2 separate regions of the Homo sapiens genome follow, and region 1 is linked to region 2. Evidence: chromatin loops called from intact Hi-C (ENCODE). Cell type or tissue: B cell. All regions are shown on one strand. Links, peaks and the distances in the headings refer to the core of each region. The heading gives the core; the rest is flanking DNA. Region 1 overlaps ZBTB44 (zinc finger and BTB domain containing 44). Region 2 overlaps ZBTB44 (zinc finger and BTB domain containing 44).

Region 1 (2,922 bases), core at 241-2,740, 66 kb before region 2:
GATTAGCCGGGCATGGTGGCACATGCCTGTAGTCTCAGCTACTTGGGAAGCTGAGGCAGGAGAATTGCTTGAACCGGGGAGGTTGCAGTGAGCCAAGATTGCGCCATTGCACTGCAGCCTGGGTGACAAAGCGGGACTCCATCTCAAAAGCAAAACAAAACAAAAAAAAACTATATTTGGATAAACCTCATTAAAATTAGTTTTTAAAGATGAAGTATTGTTTACCTTTACCATACTCCTTTTAGTATCTACTACATTCTCACATCAAGCTCAGAAGAATTAGCAATAGACAAATTATGTTATGTGAAGCCACATAGAAGTACTTTTAAATTTTAAAATTAGATTCTGCTTCCTCTGGCAAAGAGAACTAAGACTAGTTTTTAGAAGTTAGCAGAGAAGTGGATTCCATGCTTACTTTTTTTTTTTTTTAAAGACGGGGGATTTACTGTGTTGCTCAGGCTGGAGTGCAGTGGCTATTCACAGATGTGATCCTACTACTGATAAGCACGGGAGTTTTGACCTGCTCTGTTTCTGACCTGGGCCACTTCTCTCATTAGGCAACCTGGTGGTCCCTCACTCCCTGGAGGTCACCATGTTGATGCCTAATTTAGTGCAGACACCCAATCGGCATAGGATACTACAGTCCAGAACTTCTGGGCTCAAGGGATCTTCCTGCCTCAGCCTCTTGAGTAGCTGGGACTACAGGCACACACCACTGCGCCCAGCTCTTTTTCTTAAATAGTGATTTAAAATAGTGATAGATTCTCATTATGTTGTCCAGGCTGATCTCTCAAACTCCTGAGCTCAAGTGATCCTGCTGCCTTGGCCTCCCAAAGTGCTAAGATTACACATGTAAGCCTGTAGCCGTAGGCCTAGATACCATATTTTTAAATAAAAATTCCATAAAAATAGAACTGTAGCTTTTACTTAAATCATGTCTTTAAAGAGGCAGGTAGTTGGTAGAGGTTTTATGACTCCATCTACTTTTTTAACTTTTTTTTTTTTTTTTTGAGATGCAGTCGCCCTCTGTTGCCCAGGCTGGAATGCAGTGGCTCGATCTCAGCTCACTGCAATCCACCTCTGCCCCCTGGGTTCAAGCGATTCTCCTGCCTCAGCCTCCCTAGTAGCTGGGATTACAGGCATGTACCACCACGCCCAGCTAATTTTTGTATTAGTAGAGATGGGGTTTCACCATGTTGTCCAGGCTGGTCTCGAGCTCCTGACCTCAAGTGATTCACCTGCCTCGGCCTCCTGAAGTGTAATCCTGGCCTCCTAAAGTGCTGGAATTACAGACGTGAGCCACTGCGCCCAGGTGACTCCATCTACAACAAAACTGGCATAAATATGCTATGTACAGATAAAAAGGCATTTGGATATGTGATCAGTGGAGATAACACATTTTGTTTGGGTTGGACCAAATTTGATATAAATTCATAATTATGTGATCTCAAATGAAGTTTTAAGAGGGAGCAGTGTTCATCTAAAGTAAGCAGAGCACAATTAGGCAGTTTATCAGCCTCCTGTCAACCAAGTGCTGAAAAGCAAAACTGTGCCTGTAGTGTGTTTTCCTGTGTTCATCCTCACTGTCATAGGTCACACTAGCTGAGGCTGGCGTTGCAGGTGGTAAAGGAATTACCAAGGCAATTGTAGGTAAAGAAGGGCAGATTTATTAGAGAAAGTATGAAAGTAGGTTGGTTGCAAGGGTGCAACGGGCAGATCAGCAAGAGAGAAGCTGACTGCCAGGAGACAATGGCTTGCTGGGCATGTTACAGGATGATGCTTCTGCTGTGTGCTGCAGAGAGGGCTATGTGCAGTACTGATAAGGCCAAGGTTGCAGTGAGCTAACTTGCATTTTTCTGTCAGCTGAGAGTCTGGTGATAAGTTGAGTGCAGAAAGCTTGTGAGTTATTTGTGCAAGAGGGCTGTGTGTCTTGGACCATGAAGAAAGGCAGACTTATACCTTATCTGCTTTTTCTTTTTGCTGTACCCTTTTCCCACCCGCCTGACTCCTTTTCCCTTACTAGGACTCCACAATCACTGCTTTCAATAACAGAGTGAACATCTAGTTCCATTAGGGAGTGGAGTGGGAAGATGGAGAATGCTTGCACTTGGACCCATTCACCCTCATTCTGTCTTTAATCTCAGTAAAATACATACACTACCCAAGGTTCTTAGAACATATAAGGTGATGAAGAAGAATACTATAAACAGTTGCATGGGTATGTGTAGCCATGTAGCAGCTAGAACCTGTTGTGTAGGCTGAATGAACTAATACAGTGTTGATAATAATGCTAACATTTGTTATGCCCTTTCTGTATGCCAGCTGTGCTAAACATTTTATACATTATCTTATTTAAATCTCACATTAACACTTTGACATTGCTACTAGTATCTTATTTTGCAGTAAGGAAACTGGTATCTAAAAGCATTAAATGACTTGCCTAGAGTATCACAATAAGTGGCCGACCCAGGTTTCAAATTCAAGGCTGTTTAGAGTTAGCACTTAGCTGCTTTGCTCCACCTCACAACTAAATGTAACAAGTCATAAAAATTGAATAAATTTTCAGTCACCATGAATACGGAACTACATGACTGATGCTGTAACAACCTCAGAGATTGCAACGGGGATATGTTCTGAGAAATGCGTCGTTAGGCGATTGTGTCATTGTATGAACATCATAAAGTGTACTTAGACAAAACTTGATGGTATGGCCTACTCTACATCTAGGTTATATGGTATAGCCTGTTGCTCCTAGGCCACGTATCTGTACAGCATGTTACTGTACTGAATGCTGTAGGCTTTTGTAATGCAGTGGAAAGTATATGTATATCTAAGCATATCTAAACCTAGAAAAGGTGCAGTAAAAATATGGTATTACAGGGTTGCGCACGGTGGCTCATGCCTGTAATCCCAGTACTTTGG
Region 2 (2,922 bases), core at 176-2,675:
ATACTTATTAAATGTTCACATGTATGTAGTGGTGTACAAACTGTTACAGTTAGTACATTTTCTTTCTTTTTTTTTTTTTTTTTTTCCAGACAGAGTCTCTCTCTGTCGCCCAGGCTGGAGTGCAGTGGCGCAATCTTGGCTCACTGCAAGCTCTGCCTCCCATGTTCACGCCATTCTCCTGCCTCAGCCTCCCGAGTAGCTGGGACTACAGGCACCCGCCACCACGCCCGGCTAATTTTTTGTACTTTTAGTAGAGATGGGGTTTCACCGTGTTAGCCAGGATGGTCTGGATCTCCTGACCTTGTGATCCACCCACGTCGGCCTCCCAAAGTGCTGGGATTACAGGCATGAGCCACTGCACCCGGCCACATTTTCATTTTCATTAAAATATTATAACCAAAAGCTTGTTTGCTATTAAAAGACCGAAATTCTCAGAGGCTCAGATTTGTTCATTTGGTGCAACACAGCTGGTTTGTGTTCAGTAAAGAGTTCATTACCTAATGAGAATAAGCTAGGTTGTTTGAGTCTACTGTCCCACCACAAACAACAAATTTTAAGTTTTTAAAAATTCACTTTTAAACTGTTTGAAAAGCTGAAAAGATGGCCAAGGAACTGCAAGGTTAAATTAGGGGAGAAAGCCTGGCCCAGGGAGGTAAGTAGATCATCAGAGCACTAAAATCAGTTTTGCCTTTAAGACATTTGCCAAAACACAAATGGGCTTTGGTTGATCAACTCAAAGAGCAGGAGAAATGAAACTGAAAGCTCAGAGTGTGTAAAAGTTGTAAAGTCTTAGAAAAGTTGCCCCACACGTTAAGCAGGGAGCAGGTTTACATTAGAACTAAACCTGCTCCCTGCTTAATGTGTGTATTGTAACACGTTCCTGATTGGTAATAATTTAAAAATCCTGCAATACCAAGTGTTGGTAAGGATATGGAGCAACACAACTCTGATATACTGCTAGCAGTGATGTAAATTTAGTACAATCATTTTAGAAAAGAATTTAGTATTTTCTAATAAGGTTGAAGATAAATGTATTCAGTGACCTAGCGGCTCCATTCCTACACATATACCACTTCCATTCCTAAGTATATACTGTGGAGAAAAGCATGCTCATGTGCATTGTCCTTTGGGATTGTACTGTCAGAACTAAACCTGCTCCCTGTCCTCCAAACTCCAGGGGACTGTAGAAAAACCTGCCTTGGCAATGAGCGGACTAGAAAAGGAAAAAGAGAGGAAAACACATCCCTGAGAAGTTACTGCTAGACCACTTACAAATTGTTACAACACAGACTTTGAGTGGGTAGGCCAAGGAATCTCAAACAGTGAATCTCATATAGCTAATGCTGCCCAGGAACCTAGCAGAAGCAAACATAAAACTTCTCTGGAAAAGGGCATTATGTATCCTGACCTCAGCAACTCAATTTCCTACAAATAATTTTCAAGGGCAATAACCAGTCGAAAAATTACCAGAGCACTCAAGAAAACAAGGCAGAGAGAGAACCAACAGGAAAAAAAAAATGTGTTTTTTAAATGCAGCAGAAATATATTGGCATTGCCACTTGGCGTAGTTTTCAAGCACAGATATAAAGTAAATATGCTTACTGTATTTAACAAAATAAACATGAACAATAATTGCAGAGAACAGTAAACTATAAAAAGTGACATAGCAGATTTAAGGAGTACCAAATGGGACTTTTAGAAAAGAAAAATGATAACCAAAATTAAAATCTCCGTGAACATTTTGGCAGCACATTGCACTCAACAGAAGAGAATTAGGAAATTAAAAGATAAACTAGAAGAAATTACTTCAGTGCTACACAGAGAGAGACACAGTGGTGGAAACTGCAGTAGCAAAGAGGAGAAGGGTGCGGAAGACAACAAATGTAGGTTTGATGGAAGCTCTAAAGAGAGAGGAGAGGTTGGCTGAGAATTTTCCAGATTTGATGAAAGACACCAGTCCCAAACAGGAATAGTAAAAAGAAACACAGACCTAGATACATTGTAGAGAAAATTCAGGGAAAAAAATGTAAAAAGACATTACCTTCAAAAGAATATGACTTTTTACCACCACCAGAAACCAGTGGGATGATATCCTCAGTGTGCTGAAAGAAAATAGCTCCCAGTCTAGATTTCTACACAGGGTAAAAATGTCTTTCAAGAATGAATTATATTTGAAAAATATATAAATGAAATATTTATATTTGAAAATAAATATGTTTTCAAACAAAAAGAATTGATCATCAGCAAATCATTGCCAAAAAAGTTATAAAGAATGGACTTTTGGCAGAAGTGAAGTGAGCATAGATGAGTGGTTTCATTTGCAAGAATGAACAGCAAAGGCAGAGGTAAATGTGAGAACATGTATATATGATAATGTTTGTGGGGCTTAATCAGAACAAAGAAGTAAAATATCAGACAATTTGTAAATGGCAGGATGGAAGTGGTGGGAAATGGAGTTAAAGCTTCTAGGATCTTTGTATTATCCAGAAGGAAGTAAAGGTTTTAACTTTAGACTTTGGTAAACAAAGTATATCTCTAATTTCTAAGGCAACCAATACAAAGAAATAGGAAAATATTGTGTAACTTCTAAACAAATAGAAGGGGAGAAATGGAATATTTATTTCCACTTGTATTCAGCAAGCTGATTCTCAAATGTATACAGGAATGCAGAAGTCAAAAAATAGCCAGAATGTTCAGAAAGCAAATGAACAAGGGCAGAGAACTTTCTCTACTTGATAGCAAGATTTATTATAAAGCTACAGTAACTAAAGATTGGCATTAATACAAGGACAGATAAGCAGATGGAACTAATAGAAAACCCGAAAACAGACCTATGTATTTATACATGACATACAACACAGGAGGCACTGCAGAGCAGAGAAGGCAGACCTTTCATGACATTCGGTCACAAAGTCAACTCCA

The links. Peaks named below come from ENCODE experiments on the same cell type or tissue, not always from the same donor. Only the 100,000 strongest peaks of a DNase experiment are listed, where the experiment ranks them.
Region 1: a loop joins it to region 2, with 14 times the contacts of the local background. A loop is called at or near these places in 6 of 110 quality-filtered maps.

Annotation. Positions count from the first base shown.
Region 1 is chr11:130,307,984-130,310,905 of GRCh38, reverse strand. All of the region lies in intron 1 of ZBTB44 (zinc finger and BTB domain containing 44), which reads left to right. It also overlaps the pseudogene RN7SL778P. Among named protein-coding and RNA genes, the nearest start is that of ZBTB44, 5.5 kb to the left of the region's middle. In B cell, for the core only: no CTCF peak of the experiment used is centred there; no DNase peak of the experiment used is centred there.
Region 2 is chr11:130,241,831-130,244,752 of GRCh38, reverse strand. The region is part of intron 2 of ZBTB44 (zinc finger and BTB domain containing 44); the gene reads left to right. Among named protein-coding and RNA genes, the nearest start is that of ZBTB44, 72 kb to the left of the region's middle. In B cell, for the core only: no CTCF peak of the experiment used is centred there; no DNase peak of the experiment used is centred there; H3K27ac peaks cover 476 bases.